Regions from separate parts of the Homo sapiens genome. Here region 1 is linked to region 2. A link is an interaction called in ENCODE POLR2A ChIA-PET data of the cell type or tissue named here. Cell type or tissue: PC-9. All regions are shown on one strand. Each heading gives the region's core, and the rest is flanking DNA. Links, peaks and the distances in the headings are about the cores only.

Evidence for each region. ChIA-PET counts read pairs that join two places held together with the same protein. Peaks named below come from ENCODE experiments on the same cell type or tissue, not always from the same donor. Only the 100,000 strongest peaks of a DNase experiment are listed, where the experiment ranks them.
Region 1: POLR2A ChIA-PET joins it to region 2 with 6 read pairs; 1 of 35 experiments calls an interaction of 5 or more read pairs at or near these places.

What each region holds. Positions count from the first base shown.
Region 1 is chr2:173,188,513-173,196,387 of GRCh38, reverse strand. It overlaps MAP3K20 (mitogen-activated protein kinase kinase kinase 20), which reads right to left. Exons shown (of 20, transcript NM_016653.3): 6 at 5,465-5,493; 7 at 5,211-5,348. Among named protein-coding and RNA genes, the nearest start is that of MAP3K20-AS1, 90 kb to the left of the region's middle. RefSeq lists an enhancer at 4,252-4,833. In PC-9, for the core only: no CTCF peak of the experiment used is centred there; DNase peaks (open chromatin) are centred at 4,107 and 4,547.
Region 2 is chr2:174,341,642-174,349,516 of GRCh38, reverse strand. It overlaps CIRSR (corepressor of RBPJ and splicing regulator), which reads left to right. Exons shown (of 10, transcript NM_004882.4): 10 at 345-1,495. The coding sequence ends at 1,020. Among named protein-coding and RNA genes, the nearest start is that of SP9, 11 kb to the right of the region's middle. RefSeq lists a silencer at 7,642-7,875. In PC-9, for the core only: CTCF peaks have their summits at 4,121 and 4,322; a DNase peak (open chromatin) is centred at 4,336.

The sequences.
Region 1 (7,875 bases), core at 3,400-5,899, 1.2 Mb after region 2:
ACACGTAAAGGAAGGGTGACAGAACAGGTATGCAATCACCCTGACCTACACAGGGAGGGAGGCTGGGCAGCAAGAGGGCTGAGCAGGAAATGGAGCCCCTCATTTGGCTGCAATTACCACTCCACAGGGGGCTAGGGCTGGGGAGGGGAAAAGATACGAAGGGCAAGTAAATTAATGGATGTGGCATTCCTAAGGAGAATGGGAACAGGGAGTTAGCCTCCAATAAATCAAACGCTCCAGACCCCCAAACGCACAGATGAGCAGTGCCTCTTCTGAGTTTGGCCTGCAGGTATGATAAACACGCCGTGTACATGTGTGCACACATGCACAGACTGAATTTTGTGAAGTAAATTGCAAATCCAAGAGTTTGGGGGGACAACACCAGAAAAACATTTACGTCATTCTTGATTCCAAAATATTCTGCTGGAAAATGTCCAAAATCTAATAAAATTTAAGTTATATTTCTCTGAGAGCTCTAACCGTGAAAAATAAAGAAAAAAATAAGCCAATTCCATTTGACTCCCTCTGTGTCTCTGAAGAGCTACTACAGCTGAGGGAGTTACTTGATGGATGTAAAAGTGTCTGAGGTGGGGTCATTAGCTGCTATGTCCTGAAGCCCAAATGAGGTCTTTAGTTTAATTCCAGTATCAGCACATCTCATGATTTCCTTTTATTAATTCCCTGGATTTGGGGATGTATCAAAAAGCAGGTGGTATAAGATAGGACATCAGCTTTTTTTTTCCACACTAAACAAAAATAACATTTGGCATACAAAAGTAACTTTACTGAGGAAGTCACTTGGAGGTCTAAAAATATATTAAATGATGCCTAAAAATACCAGTTATGAGGATTCAGGCCAAATATTATTGTGATCTTTCACCTTAAAAATATTTTCCGACTCATTTTATATTGAGACGTCCTCACATTTAAACTGTGCTCACAAGGAAAATTTATGTTTTCAGTTTACAGAATAGAAACTTGGAAAAGACTACGTACTTTTTCTGCCCTTTCTTTTCCAAACAATAGAAAGCCATTACCTGAGCCCAGCTTGTTCTGGAACAGTGCTCACAGACAAGCCAGGCAGCCATGCTGTCTCTTAAGCCACTATGTTTTCAAGGCTGGTTTTGGCTGAGAAGCTTCTAAGAAGGTAATCCTTTCTGCATTGTCATTAGAATAGCTTTTTTTTTTTTTTTTTTTTTAAAGAGAGGCTAGGCCTTGTGTTCTCAGAAGGCTTATTCTTTCAGTGATTTTTGCTTTTCTTTTTTTGTGGATAACATACTAAACACTCTTCCAGGTTCAGTCCTCCAAGAGTTCTCATAAGAGGGTAGAAAAATCTCATTTCTCATAAAATGGAGGGAAACAATTGCCTCCCTAGCAAAGTTTACCAGCTTAAGAGCAAGGATCATAAAATCCACTTCTGGCATTCACAGCACATTTATTTTAAGGCAGTACAAGGTTAGTGAGTCTTGCCATTTGTTAAGAAGCAACAAAGGTTTATCAACCTGGGGAGGGCTGGTGGTTTTGGGAGTAGTAGGGGCTAAATTCTTACAGCAGTCTAAAAAATTAGAAAAACAAAAAGCAAAAATATATTGCAGTTTTTTGGGTGGATTTTAAAAAAAAAACCTTTTTTTTAATGGTCTTATTCATCTGTATGTGACTGCTGTGTGTAGAGGGGGTTTCAATGAACAGAACAGACTCCCAATGAACAATGGGATATTTAATGCAAATAAATGCTCCTACTGACAAAGGAGTCTTGGCTACTCACCTATTTTTGAAAAGACATAAAAAATTCAAAATAACCACATTTTGAATTAAAATAGGTATCATTTTCCAAGTTTATGGACCACAAACTTCTAAAACTAACATGGTCCCAACCTTAACAACTATCCTCACCTGCTCTTTTCTATAACATCTACTTTGAACACATAATGCTTTCTTCATTAAAAAAATACCTGTGGTTGTTTAAATAAAAAGTCGCTGGAAAGCATACCTCGTATTTTTTCTCTCATTAATGGTGTTTATTTAGAACAAACAGAATGAGAAGAGGTCAGAATTAAATATTAGGTTGGTGCAAAAGTAATTGCAGTTTTTGCCATTACTTTTAAATGGCAAAACTTCAATTACTTTTGCATCAACCTATACAGTCCTGAGTTCTTGTTTATAATTAAATTAGCATCTGTACACTTTTCTGAATGGAATTCTGCTGACACAACATTCTGTGAGGCAAACCAGCATTCCAAGCAAACCTCTGTCTTCAAGACTCACACAGCAGAAGCTGTTTTAAAATAGACTCACTCACTGAAATGGCATTTCTGTTTCCACCAGGTAAGGGAAGGCTCTAGCATGAATGCAGAATTGATATTCCACATCACATGATGGGGTGGACAGGTTCTGCAGAGCAACATCCAGTGTGTAAATACAGAGCAACACTGGAAATGCTCAGTGGCTGGTGGTCGAGTTTGTTTCAGTAAGTGAAATTACTCCATAGGATGGTTTGTTAAGCATTTGTTAAATCCCTCCAAAACCAAACCAAACTAAGCAAAGGTAGGGTCAGCACACAAGTAGAGAGAAAAGCTAATCCACAAAGAGACGTGTTCAAGCCCTTCTACTGAAATGTGGTGCATAGTTTCTTAAGTGAAAAGATTTTTAATAAAAAACACTGAAAATGTGCAGCTCCAGAAAGGTTGACTCAAACTATGTTTAAGAAATGGGGTCAATGTGGAATGTATGAAGAGATTTTAAAATGATACAGGAAAAAAATCCTAAGCTCTCCAAACAGAAGTCACTCTTAACATCTTTTATAGTTTATGTGTGAAAAGGAATTTGTGCTTGGCTACTGGTACTAAGATTGTACTTCATCTCAGGAAAAGCAGAGGGGGGCATTTCACACCAAAGCCCTGGCAACTGTAAGGCTTTGAAAGAAGGCAGCATAAAGTTTGTTTTCATATATGAAATAATGTTGAGGCTAAAAGTTCAATGTATGTATAGTTGTGTCTTAAGGTCAAAAATTTTTGAGATAAGGAAATTCAAACACTTGGGGAGAATTTTAAAAGTAAAAGCACTGTATGTGTGTGGACTCATAAGTGCAAAAATGAACCTCAAAAGTCTTCTAGTTCATATAAATGTGACAAACAATTTAAAAGCTGTAACAGTCTACAATAACTATAACCAACATACATATATACCTAACACCAACAAACATGTTTATATACATTTATATACACATGCACATTAAAGGAGTGGGAGCAGTGGGCTCCTGGTGAGCCACTCTGAACGGTCAAGCCACGTTCCTAAACCACGCTGCTCATCTTCCCAAGCCCTCTTGTTCCAGGGAGGTGCCCGCAACGATGGCCTGCTGCAGAATACAGAGTGGCTTTTTCATGTTTGATGGGTTGTAAGAAACAAAAAGCCAACTATGGCATCTATGAAGACTATGCAACAGAGACTGTAAGTGGCCCTCAAAGCCAAAAATATATATTATCTGGTCCTTTCTAGAAAAAGTTTGCTTGTTCCTATTTCAACAGGACAAAACGAGAGGCCGTTCCCAACAAGCAGGCTAAGAAAAATTTAAATTACTCTCAGGTGGTGTGTGCCTCAGTAAATAAACGTTTGGTTATAAATGAAGGAATGCACTTTCACAAGAGAAAACAATCTTACAAAGAGTCTTAAATTGCTACAAATACCCCATTTTCAGAATATCCCACAGATGAATGTATGATGGTTAGAATGTAGTAACATTTGACATAGGAGACCAGTTTTATAAGCTAGTCTCCTCTGAAACTTATGAGAAATATTTGATCACTGTAATAGCTTATAGTCTTCATTCTTAAGAAACCAGAATCAAGGGATATCAGGTATTGATTTTTTTTCTTTTTTTGGATATCAGGTATTAAGCCTGATGTTACTCTTGCCTTCTGACCTTTAAAATTCTAGCCTTCGGTCAAAAACATATTTCATTCTTGAAATGATTTTTTCAATAGCTAACAAAATTAATCTTTATTAATTTGGTATACATAGGATGTGTTATGATTTACAAAAAGCTAGTCACTGAAACAAGTCCAAAACCTGTGAAGCCAGCATTAAATACCTAGAGACCGAATAAAGAAAACAAAACAAAACAAAACAGGTCTGACAACGTGAATCTCCTCTTGTGTCATTGGCTACCACCTGCAGTAAGAAAACACAGAAGTTCAGGACGAAGAGACAGGCTGATTTGGACCTAAAACAGGCTGCTTCTTTACCCATTACTATGAAAATGCCCTTTTAGGAAGTAATAGTATAAACAGCAGGGCAGTATAATAGTATAAATAGCAGGGCAGTATGAGATGTAAAGACAGGGAATTCCAAAACTATTTTGGACTTTTTAAAGAATACGTAACATTTTAGGGAAAAGTTTATCCTCAACAAAAGGCAACAAATGAATTCCTTCCTCCAGCAAAGAACTCTCCCACTCCACTTCCTTCTCTCTGATAATGCAGGTATAACCTATTCCTCAGGAAATGGCCCATCTCCAAATTCCTCCTCCAGGAGCTTCTGCTCCTTAACGGATTCATTCCTGTGGTCTCTTCCTTGAGCACTCCACCCCCTCATTAGTCTATTCTCTATGTGGCTCTGCTGTGATTCTTATGTAATGCCTTAGAGTCACGCTTCAGATAGTCACTGCTACTCTAAGACTGGCAGCAGACATGGACAAGGTCATCTGGTAAGTGCTAAGTACATTTTCTTTTGGACTTTTAGAAACCGATGAATCAGTTTAATAGTTGAGACTCAAAAGTTTCCTGGTAATTAACTCGCTTGGCAGATCTATTGGTGATTTTATACTGTTTAAGCAATCCATTACAATGAAGTCCTGTTCCAAATGATCCACATTTCCATTGAAATTACAGAGAGAGTCCACAGTCACATTACCACCCTGCAAAAAATCATTCTCACAGGCAAAGCGGAGCCCAACACTATCTCGGATTCCATTTAATTTGTTTCTTGGAAGTGGTGTTGGTTTCTTCTCAACACAGGACAAAATAACTCCGATGATTAAAAATGATTAAACATTTTGGCAACTAGGAAGCGTTCTCCAATGGTGCTGCTTTAGGCATTCCACCAGCAGTACAGTCTCAAATAAAAATAAAACCATGTTAAACTGTATCTCTCTTCTTTTGAGTGTTTGCTTTTTGTATTTCCCTTAGTAAACAAGAAATGAGAAATGAACTCACCACACCATAGGAATATGTGTCACAAGTTTCTGACACAGGGAGACTCTGGATAACTTCTGGAGCCATCCATGGGAAAGTTCCAACCAAGGACATGTGTGTTGTATGGTTATGGAACCGAGAGGCACCAAAGTCACAGATCTGAGAAAACAGGAATCAGTGTCAACTTTCTACTTATTGGCTAATTAAGGGATTATCAGTTACAAAAATCTACATCTGAAATTAACAATTTTTTTAAGTAAAAGAAATAGTCCTACCTTCAATACTCCATCAGCAGCTATAACAACTAAAAAAAGAAAAAAGGATAAATTATGACAATCATCTAATTTGTTTGAGCTGTCTTCTACTGAAAAAAACCATAAACTTCTATTTCTGTCTTCAATATGGGATTATGAAAGGTGAAATCAATGTATTTACAGCATTGAGGATTTTGCAAAAGGGGGCTGACATTAAAACAAAAACTTAATTCCATTAGGTACTGATTAAAAAGGCTTCTGAGACACTTGTTTTATCCAAATGCAGTACTGTCCAGTAAGAAAGGCACAAATTAGTAGTAGTTAGGAGAACCAAATTTTTACCTGGGTTCTGCCCATGTACTGCCAATGTGATACTGAGGTAGTCATTAGCTTTACTACTTCATATTATATATATGGTTTCCTCCCAACTGAGTGATTTTTGTTAAAGGTGGAGAGAATATTCATTCATTCACTTGTTCATACATTCATTCATTTAATAAATATTTGCTGAGGCTACTGTGGGTAACGCCATGTATAATGCTGTGGAACAGGACTGTAAGCAAGTCTGCCACTGTCTTTGCTCTCAGGGGGTTTATATTCTTATCAGAGAGACAATTAAATAAACATCTACAACAAACTGGGATAGATTCCATGATGAGAGAAACAATACTATAGAGCCAAAGAACAATGATATCTGTGTCGAGGGCGGTCAGATGAAGTTTCCTGTAAGAAATGATGCTTATGCTAAAACCTGAAAAACACAGGAGTTAACCAGGAAGAGGAGAGCTGAGGGAGGAAAGTAGTTTCCTAGGCAGAAGAGAGAGCCTATGCAAAAACTCAGGAGCAGACAAAAAATGTATGGCAATTTTGGAAGGTAGGTGCCAGGTCAAGAAGAGAAAGAGAAAGCCAATGAACAATTTTATGTGGAGGGATGAAATGAGCAAAGGTGCAGAGGGGAGACTATGTCAGAGAAGAATAGACCTGGAGGCAAGGGCATCACTTGGCACTCAAGGTTTTGTGGTCCAGGAGACAGATGAGGACATCTGTACTAAGGCAGTGGCAAAGGACAGGAGAAAAGTTGACCGAGTCAAAAAATATTTAGGATGTAGGATCACCTAGGCTTAATGAATGGCTGGATATTGGGGGAGAAGGAAGCGAACTCAAGGATAAAATCAGATAAAGAAGCAATACAGATTAATGGTTAGAATAGGAGCTCTGGCTTTAAACTGTAACTACTATTTATCTCATTTCTGGCTTGGGCAAACAGTATTGCCACTCAGTAAAAGAAATGCAGGGATGATTTTTCGGGGTTAGGGAGAAAATGAAAAGATTAATTTGGACATAATATATTTTAGTGTCTTAAAAAATATCTATGTGGATGTGTCTAATCAGCAGATAGAAAAATAGTTTTGAAGTTGAGATCTGTTTTTGAGTGTTAATATGTAAATAGGGCTTTTATGGGAGTGCAAGACTCAGAGCATAAGAGGAGATGAGTCCAAGGATAAAGTTCTGAAGAACTGTTTCAGATGTTTCTTTTGTAAACCGTGCAGTGCCTTGAACATGATAGATGATCAATACTTACTAGTTACTGATGATTTTACCAAGGAGGGAAAATGATCTTTGTATGATCTAATATTTGAAAATAGCCTCAGGGTAAACCTGGTACTATAAGTAATAAGCTACAAACTTTTACAAATAGAAATGTAAATATTATTAATTTTATATTCAGCTTTCTCATTATAAGATTAACAAGTGCTCACTAGAAAAACTGCCATTATAAAAATACATAACATAGAAAGTGAAACTCTGGTTACCTTTCCAAGGGAAAAAGAATTGCTATAAGTTAGGTCTATATTCTTTCAATATCAGTGTATGTGTGTTCCTATTTAGTAACTATAATACATATAACTGTAACTTTTTAAAATGGGGACACTCTCCATTGTTATATAGTCTTCATAATGATAGCAGGGAAAAATCCATAATTTAGTTAATCATTCCTCTTTTGTAGAAGATTTAAGATATACTGAAGTCAAATAACATAGTTAAATTGAAATTCTGAGCATGAACTGAAAATTTACAAATTCATAAAACTCTGATCTTTTCTACTACAGCCTAGATTATTTCCTAATGACTTCCTGTTAGCTGACCATATATCAAAAGTGCTTAGTTCCAGGAAGCTTAAGTCTAAGAAGAACCAAAGAATACATGATAACCTAGAAGAGGAAAGGACAATCAGACAGGGTTAAATTGGTGGTCCAACCTGGACTACTGATAAGTGGCAGGTGCTGATAACTTCCCTCCCCGCCCCCATCCCTTCACCCCCTGCTAAACACACACACACTCACACACACAAACCTCACAGTCCTGAGGCACGTGCAAGGGTACCTGATCGATTCATTCCCTGGTTCTCTTCCACTACTTGTCATCACCAC
Region 2 (7,875 bases), core at 2,776-5,275:
TTTGACTCACTGCAACCTCCGCCTCCCGGGTTCAAGCGATTCTTCTGCCTCAGCCTCCTGAGTAGCTGGGATTACAGGCAGGTGCCACCATGCCCAGCTAATTTTTGTATTTTTACTAGAGATGGGGTTTCACCATGTTGGTCAGGCTGGTCTCGAACTCCTGACCTTGTGATCCGCCCGCCGTGGCCTCCCAAAGTGCTGGGATTACAGGTATGAGCCAGCGCGCTCTGCCATGGATACTATTTTTAATAACTTCTAAGAAAATATATTGTTTGTTCATAACTTACAGTTGATGAAATAACTGTTTTTCACACAGTCTGTTACTGTTTATTTCCCAATTACAGGAAATTAGATCGACTGGAGAAGAAAAAAAAGAAAAAAGATAGAAAAAAGAAAAAGTTTCAGAAGAGCAGAAGTAAACACAAAAAACATAAGTCCTCTTCTTCCTCATCTTCCTCCTCCTCCTCCTCTTCCTCTACTGAGACTTCAGAAAGCAGTAGTGAGAGTGAGAGTAACAATAAAGAAAAAAAAATACAAAGGAAGAAAAGAAAGAAAAACAAGTGTTCAGGGCATAACAACAGTGATTCTGAAGAGAAGGACAAGTCTAAGAAGAGAAAGCTTCATGAAGAACTTTCTAGCAGTCACCATAACCGGGAAAAAGCCAAGGAAAAGCCCAGGTTCTTAAAACACGAGAGTTCTAGGGAGGACAGCAAATGGAGCCATTCTGATTCTGACAAAAAGTCCAGAACCCATAAACATAGCCCAGAGAAGAGAGGCTCTGAAAGAAAGGAGGGGAGCAGCAGAAGCCACGGCAGGGAGGAAAGGAGCCGGAGAAGCCGGAGCAGAAGTCCTGGTAGTTACAAGCAAAGGGAGACAAGGAAACGGGCACAGCGAAATCCTGGTGAAGAGCAAAGCAGAAGAAATGACAGCAGAAGCCATGGCACAGACTTGTATAGAGGAGAAAAAATGTACAGAGAGCACCCAGGAGGTACACATACTAAAGTGACACAAAGAGAATGAAGCAGAAGTAGAGAAGAAAGACTGTATGTGACAATTACCTGGGAATAAAAATATCTCCACTTTTTTATTGAATACCTTTAGCAAGGGGTAAATTATGTACTGTTGTCTTTCTAATAAAAAAGCTCAATTTTAATTTTTCATCTCTAGACTGTCAATTCAAGTACAAAACTACATGAGTACTATAAGAATGAATTTTGCAAATATTTGTAAGTAAGCTATTTTGGGGCTGTGGAAATATTTTCTGTTGGTAACTGTTTCTTGTTCCCCATACCAGATAAAAACCGCATATAACTCTGTGACATTTTCTTTGTTCTGAAACATCATTAAAAGAATGACAGTACATTGAATGGGTATAATTTACTTTTTTCAATTCAAATTTGTTATTCTAGGATTTGAATTTGCTTGAAGTGAATTGTAATAATTATTCAAATTCATTAGTATAAATTAAGGATTAATAAATCTTTAAGACTTTTAAGCCCCCTTTAGGTGTTTTGTTCTATAGAATAAGCTGTTTACATTTGGATAATATTAGTTTTCTGTGCAGGTATACAAATTACCTCAAACTTAAAACAGTCCAACGGGGCCAGGCACGGTGGCTTTACGCCTGTAATCACAGCACTTTGGGAGGCCCAGGCGGGCGGATCACCTGAGGTCAGGAGTTTCGAGACCAGCCTAGCCAACATGGTGAAACCCCGTGTCTACTAAAAATACAAAAAATTAGCTGGGCATGGTGGCATGCAGTGTAGTTCTAGCTATTCGGGAGGCTGAGGCAGGAGAAACGCTTGAACCTGGGAGGTGGAGGTTGCAGTGAGCCAAGATTACGCCACTGCACTCCAGCATGGGCGACAGAGTGAGACTCCGTCTCAAAAAAAAAAAAAAAAAAAAAAGCCAGGCATGGTGGTGCGCACCTGTAGTCCCAGCTACTCAGGAGGCTGAGGTGGGAGAATTGCTTGAACCCAGGAGCGGAGGTTGCAGTGAGCCAAGATCACGCCACTGCACTCCAGCCTGGGTGACAGAGCAAGACTCCATCTCAAAACAAAACAAAACAAAAAACAGTCCAGCTGTATTAACAGTTCTAGAAGTCAGAAGTTTGACATGGGCTAAAGTCAAGATGTCAATAGAATTGTGTTTCTTCTAGAGGCTCAAGGGGAAAATATGTTTGCTTGCCTGTTCCAGCTTCTAGATGCTGCCTGCATTTCTTGGCTCCTGGCCCCCCCTCCTCTGTTTTCAAAGCTAAGAGAGAGGAGTCAAGTCCTTCTCAAATCTAATCATTCTGACACTTTGCCATTCTGCATCCCTCTTCCAATTTTAAGGACCTTGTGATTACATCAGGCCCACCTGAAGAATCATGCAATAATCTCCCAATTTTAATATCAATGTTAATTCTATCTGCAACTTTAATTCCCCTTTTCTTTGTAATGTAACATATTCACAGGTTCCAGGGGTTAGGATGTGTACATCTATGAGGGACTATTATTCTGCCTTCCACAATTGGCCCTTCTATTACTGGCATACAACTATTAAAGATTTTACTTCATACCTGGTTGATCGTACCAGTGGTCCGTGGCGGGGGGCAGGGGGTAGATTTTCAAATGAAACAATGCAAACTGTTTTGATATTTCACCAGTATAGGTATATAAGGCATATTTAAATTTAGCTGCAAATTTTCCCTTGTGTTTCAAAGGATATGGTAAAGGAAAACTACAGAAAGAACTGGTACAAATCACAAGTAACATGCAGTTCCAAAAAACATAACTTCACATCTTGGACACAAGTTTTTTTATCAGTGTTCTATATTTTTTAACCATCTGCTATTTAATACAAAACAAATACTGATTAGATGGTTTTGATAGTTGGCAGTCACAATTTCATAAATTCTGTAGGAGTAACATTTGAAAGAAGTAAAACCACTCCACATCATCTGATTATGTCTTTGACTTGTCTGTGCACACACACAAAACAAGTGTCCTCTAAGAAAAACTTAAGTGAAGAGGTAAACAACCCTTGATTATTTAGATTTTTAAGACGCAGGGTGGGGGTGGGGCGGGGAGGAACTTGAATTCCTTCCACAGTATTGTTAAATAACTTACAGCGCACCTCAAAGATCCCTTCTTCACTTAAAAAAAAGCATGCATTTGAAATTGGTAAACACTGCTAATTTACACCTTGAGTTCATCAGTGTTGCAGTGATTATTTTCTACCTTATGCCTTTTTAGACTTTATAATTTTTATAATGTCAAAACCTATGCAATACTTACTACCTTAAAGGGTTTCTGAAGCAATACAGTGTTCATGAAGAGAAATGCTGAAATGCATCCTAAAATTAAAAATGAATTTAAAACGTTATTTCTTACACTTTTTTCATTTGACTCACAAACCGTGGTCCACTTTTTTAATGCAGATGAGATCTTGCTATGTTGCTCAGGCTGGTCTTGAACTCCTGAATTCAAGCAATCTGCCTGCCTCAACCTCCCAAAGTGCTGGGATTATAGGCGTGAACCACCATGCCTGGCCAATGTGGTCCACTTTTTATAAAGTGGCCATGAGATTTTTTTTAGTCTCTGATTTAATTATCCTTATTGTTAGGATTGAGAAACTATAAAGTACTGCCAAAATCTCCAATATTTTTAACCATCTAATTCTGAGAAAAAATTTCCATGTAGTTATGGAAGATGTTCATTTTGTTTGGCTTTCAGCCTTGGTCACCCAAGGGTGCTCAAAAGCCCTAACGAACTACCATTCTAACTGTAAACTTAAAAACGGAAGAGAGGCATTTTCACACAAAATCATACCATGATAACAAATAGCTTTAAAGAGGCTCAGTTAATGTGTTCCACATACCCTAATGATGGAAAATAATTTTTTAAAATAAAAATATTGGACATGTAATTCTACTTTTGTTTTGAAATATAAGGTAGAGACCAAGGAGATGAACCTCATAAGATGAACCTCATAATAAAAGGGATGTCTAGTACGTGTAGAGATTCCTCTACGTACCTAAAGCCTAAGAAGAATCCTCCACGTTTAATAAATCTACGACTTAAGAACCCAAACAAAAGTCCTCAACGGGGATATTTTTTAGAAAACCAGCCTGGTGAAATTTGTCATTCTTACCCTTAATAGAGAAGTTCCTTTAAAATCTTGGCACACTTACAAGTTTCTTATTTATCCATGAGCCTGGAACTGCACGAGGCATAGGACACATTTTGGAGGCATTTCTCCCTCTGCCTTCGCAGGGACTTTTCCCCTAACCTAACATTTAACATAACACTAACAAATTAATTCCTGTAGGAGGTGCTGTCGATTTATAAATAATCAGGAAATACCAAGTTGCTAGGTTAGAACTTGTTTATCTGAACGTCTCTGTGGTAAATTAGTCATAATTTATTTTAATAAAGGCCAAAATGGGCAGAGGTTTCTGCAGCATAGTGGCAGGTCTGCTTACCTTGCATTGTGAAGCGGAGATCTTGTTTTGAACCATAGGGCTGTAATCTTAAGAAAGCTTTTCATCTGAAAGGCTTGAAGAGACCTTTCTTGCTGTTCTTCCATGAGACTGCTTGCTGATAGTGAATCAAATCATTCCACGCTGCTGGGAGCAGGCGTTTCCCAGTTTTAATCACTGAACATTTCGTATGCTTTGGCATTGAAGCTCAGAGTTCAAAATCCACCTGAGCCATTTCACTCTTCTCCTTACCTAATGACCACTGGGCCAAGACGCTGGTGGAGGTAGCTCTGGAGGGCCGCAACTCCACACTCCGGACGTAAGACCAGGAAGAAAGTAGCATTTTTAGCTTCAGCAGCTGAAGGATATTTAAAAATCTTATTTAGGTTTTCTGAAAAAGAAAAGCTCTGCTATAGTTATCATTTCTTGAAAAGAGATAAAAGCATGCAATACCTGCAGGCCTTGGGAGCATTCTCTGATCAAAAAGGAGAAAGACCTTTAAAAAGTTGTGAGGAACAAGTCAGACCGGGGAAACTAAGGTTTGGGAAAGCGGGGGCCTCTGAAAGCTCTCCTACCTGATCGAGGCTCCTAAAACCCGGTTCCTGCTAATGGAAAAGGAAGAGGTAACTCCACAGCACCTTCCCCTTTCTCCTCCCTTCACGCCACACTTATCACCCCCAGAATGCCCAGAATGTAGCAGTAATGACGAAGATGTGCGGGACGAACGCGGAGAGCTGCCTGGAATGAAAAGAAACGCACCCTCCGGCCCGAGCTGCCCCGGAGCCGCCTTTCTCCAGTCCCTTGGGCTTGAAGGGCTTCGCGAGGGGGTGGACAGAAGTGGAGGTCCGAGGGCTCCTGGGTTGACAGAGCAGGGCTTCCCAGGAGGACGTCGCCCTAAACCTAAAGGAAGCCGGAATGGGGGTGGAGTAGGGTGATGGGATGAATCCTGGCTGAGGTCGCCCCTTCCCATCCTGAGGCGACGCCCCCCTGCGTGCTCTGGTGGTTTCCTTCTGGATGCACCGTCTGGCAACCTTGCGAAAACACCCCAAACCGAAATGGGGAGGCCGAGAAGGGGGGAGCGCACACCCTTCCTAGCAGATGCGCCTCCCGCGCCAGGAGGCCGCCCAACACCCGACCCACAAGGTGCGGCGGGGAAGGGTCGGGGCCTGCCCTCTGCGCGGCTCCCTCGCCCCCGTTGGCCCAAGCCACCCCCCAGAAGCAATTCTCAGGCCTTTTCGCTGGGGGCCCGCCCGCCGAGGGCCCTGCTAGTCCCCGCCTAAGCTTGCCGGGCCTCGGGCGCAGTCCCCCGCGCGGGCCGGACTCGCCTTCAGCAGTTAGGAAAGCGAGCGAATTTTTCTGGTCGCTCGGGCTCCACAGGTGAAGAGGGCGCTTTATGAAGCTCCTGGGACAAACATGAAGATATCAACTTTCGTCAGCAATCTGCAAGCAGAATGCGGACTGGGGCAGACACCCTGCCACTTTGCATTTCCTTTATAGATAAATGAATCACCCAGAAATGGTTACATGCCTGCAAAACAATGCAAAACCCCCAGTATGAAATTCTACAGGAAGAGAGTATAAGGGTCTTGGAAAATCTGGAACTCTTAGGGGCTGTGGTTTTCCGGGTCCTCGACAGCCGGCCCTGGAGGGACGTGTCCCCACGGACATTCTGAAACCCTTTCCTTAACTGGAGATGCAAACACACAGTCTATATTTACATCAACAATATATGGGGGAGGCATGTCTGTATGTATTTACCTCATACATATTTCTATACACTCCAGCGTCTGGGAAGGGTGGGGGGTAAATAACACTGAACGGTTAAAATTATGGAGAAGCGATAATAACTGATTACTAATTTGAAAGTAAACAAACAGGTGACTTTTTCAGATCAAATTCCTCCTTGTATCGTTACAATAAATATCTCTGAAGGAAGCTCTCTATTTATGTTGTCATTGATTAATTCTTCACTACCTCATTTGATTTCGATTTAGAACGATTTGATTCTAATTTAATTAGCATGTAATTTGGATGTACATAATTACTGTAATTATGACATTCAGGTAAGGCAGCTTTAGGCTGAAAGGCAATTTCAAATTTTCTAGCAACCTACTTTGTACTGGGAAATGGACAAGGACTTTGCGCCCTGCTATCCAAGTAGTAATTAGCACATCTTTGAAATAGGCAGTGCGGCGGGGTTTGTATTAAAACAGCAAATACAAACCCAGCCGAGTTACCCGCCGCAAAGGTGGCTGCGAGTCCCCGGAAACGCACTGCTTCTCCCCGGCGCGAGTTCAGGGAGCCCGGCACCCAGGCGCCTTGGCCGGGCTCTCGCGGCTGCGGGTGACGGCGCCTCCGCCGCCTCGGGCGCAGGGTTTGAAGGTGTCGCTTTTTAAATTAAAATACAATAAATACGCGCTGGGGGTGGGGGGCACAAAAATGGAGGAGGAGGAAGTCACTCCACGCAGTATGAAGACGGGCTGGGGTCGGGGAGATAGTGGACTGGAAGAGGAGGGAAAGGGGCGGCAGGGGGAGGACGATACGCTGAGAGGAGAGAAAATCGGCCAACGCCCCCAACTGTTACCCGATTTCAGATTTGGGTTTCAAAGGGAAAAGGAGAGGACAAAAGGGGTCGGTTTGCTCCAGGAGGGTGTGCGCACCCTTTGGGGAGGCCTCGAGCGGGGAATTTGGGGGCTTCTCGCCGCCCTCGGGGGCCCTGCGCGACCGGCCCGGCTCCTGCCTGCCCAGCCGCCCCCCGCGCCCCACTCGGGCTGGGGTGTCCGCCGGAGGACGAAGGCAATGCAGAAGGCTGCTCCGGCCCGCCTCGGGTTGGGGCTGCGAAAGCGGCGGGTCCCTTGCCTCCCTGATTGCCCACGAGGGGGTAGGGGGGTGGGATGGTTTGGTGGCCTGTTTGAATCGGCCTGGTTCCAGCCGGGCCCCGGGTAGTCCACGCGGGCCTCGCGGGCCGGGAGCCACGGATGCAGAGTCAGAGGGGTCTGCGTCCACAGCTGGATCCCCACATCCTGGGGTCCACGTCGCCGCCGACAACGCTTCAGCCCTCTCAACTCTTAAGTTGGAAGACCCTGAAGTTGCCTTGAAAAGGATGTTAAATGGACAATTCTAAGACCAGGGCCAACCGGTCGTTATTTTGTTTTGTTTGGATTTTCAGTTAGCACGTTCCAGAAACGACCCTTTTGCCCAAAAGCCACTGCCATGTAGTGCTCCCCACCCCCAATAGCAGGGCTCGTTCCCCGCTGGAACGCAAACTGTCGCGTTTCTTCGCAGGATCCTCTTGGTTGCTGCTGCTCGCGGCAAAAGCCGGTCTCCACGCGCTGACAGCCGCGAGCCGGGCAGGCGACGGCCTTTCCGCCTCGGAGCTCTAGGTGGCGCCAGCGAGCCGCACTAGCTAAGCT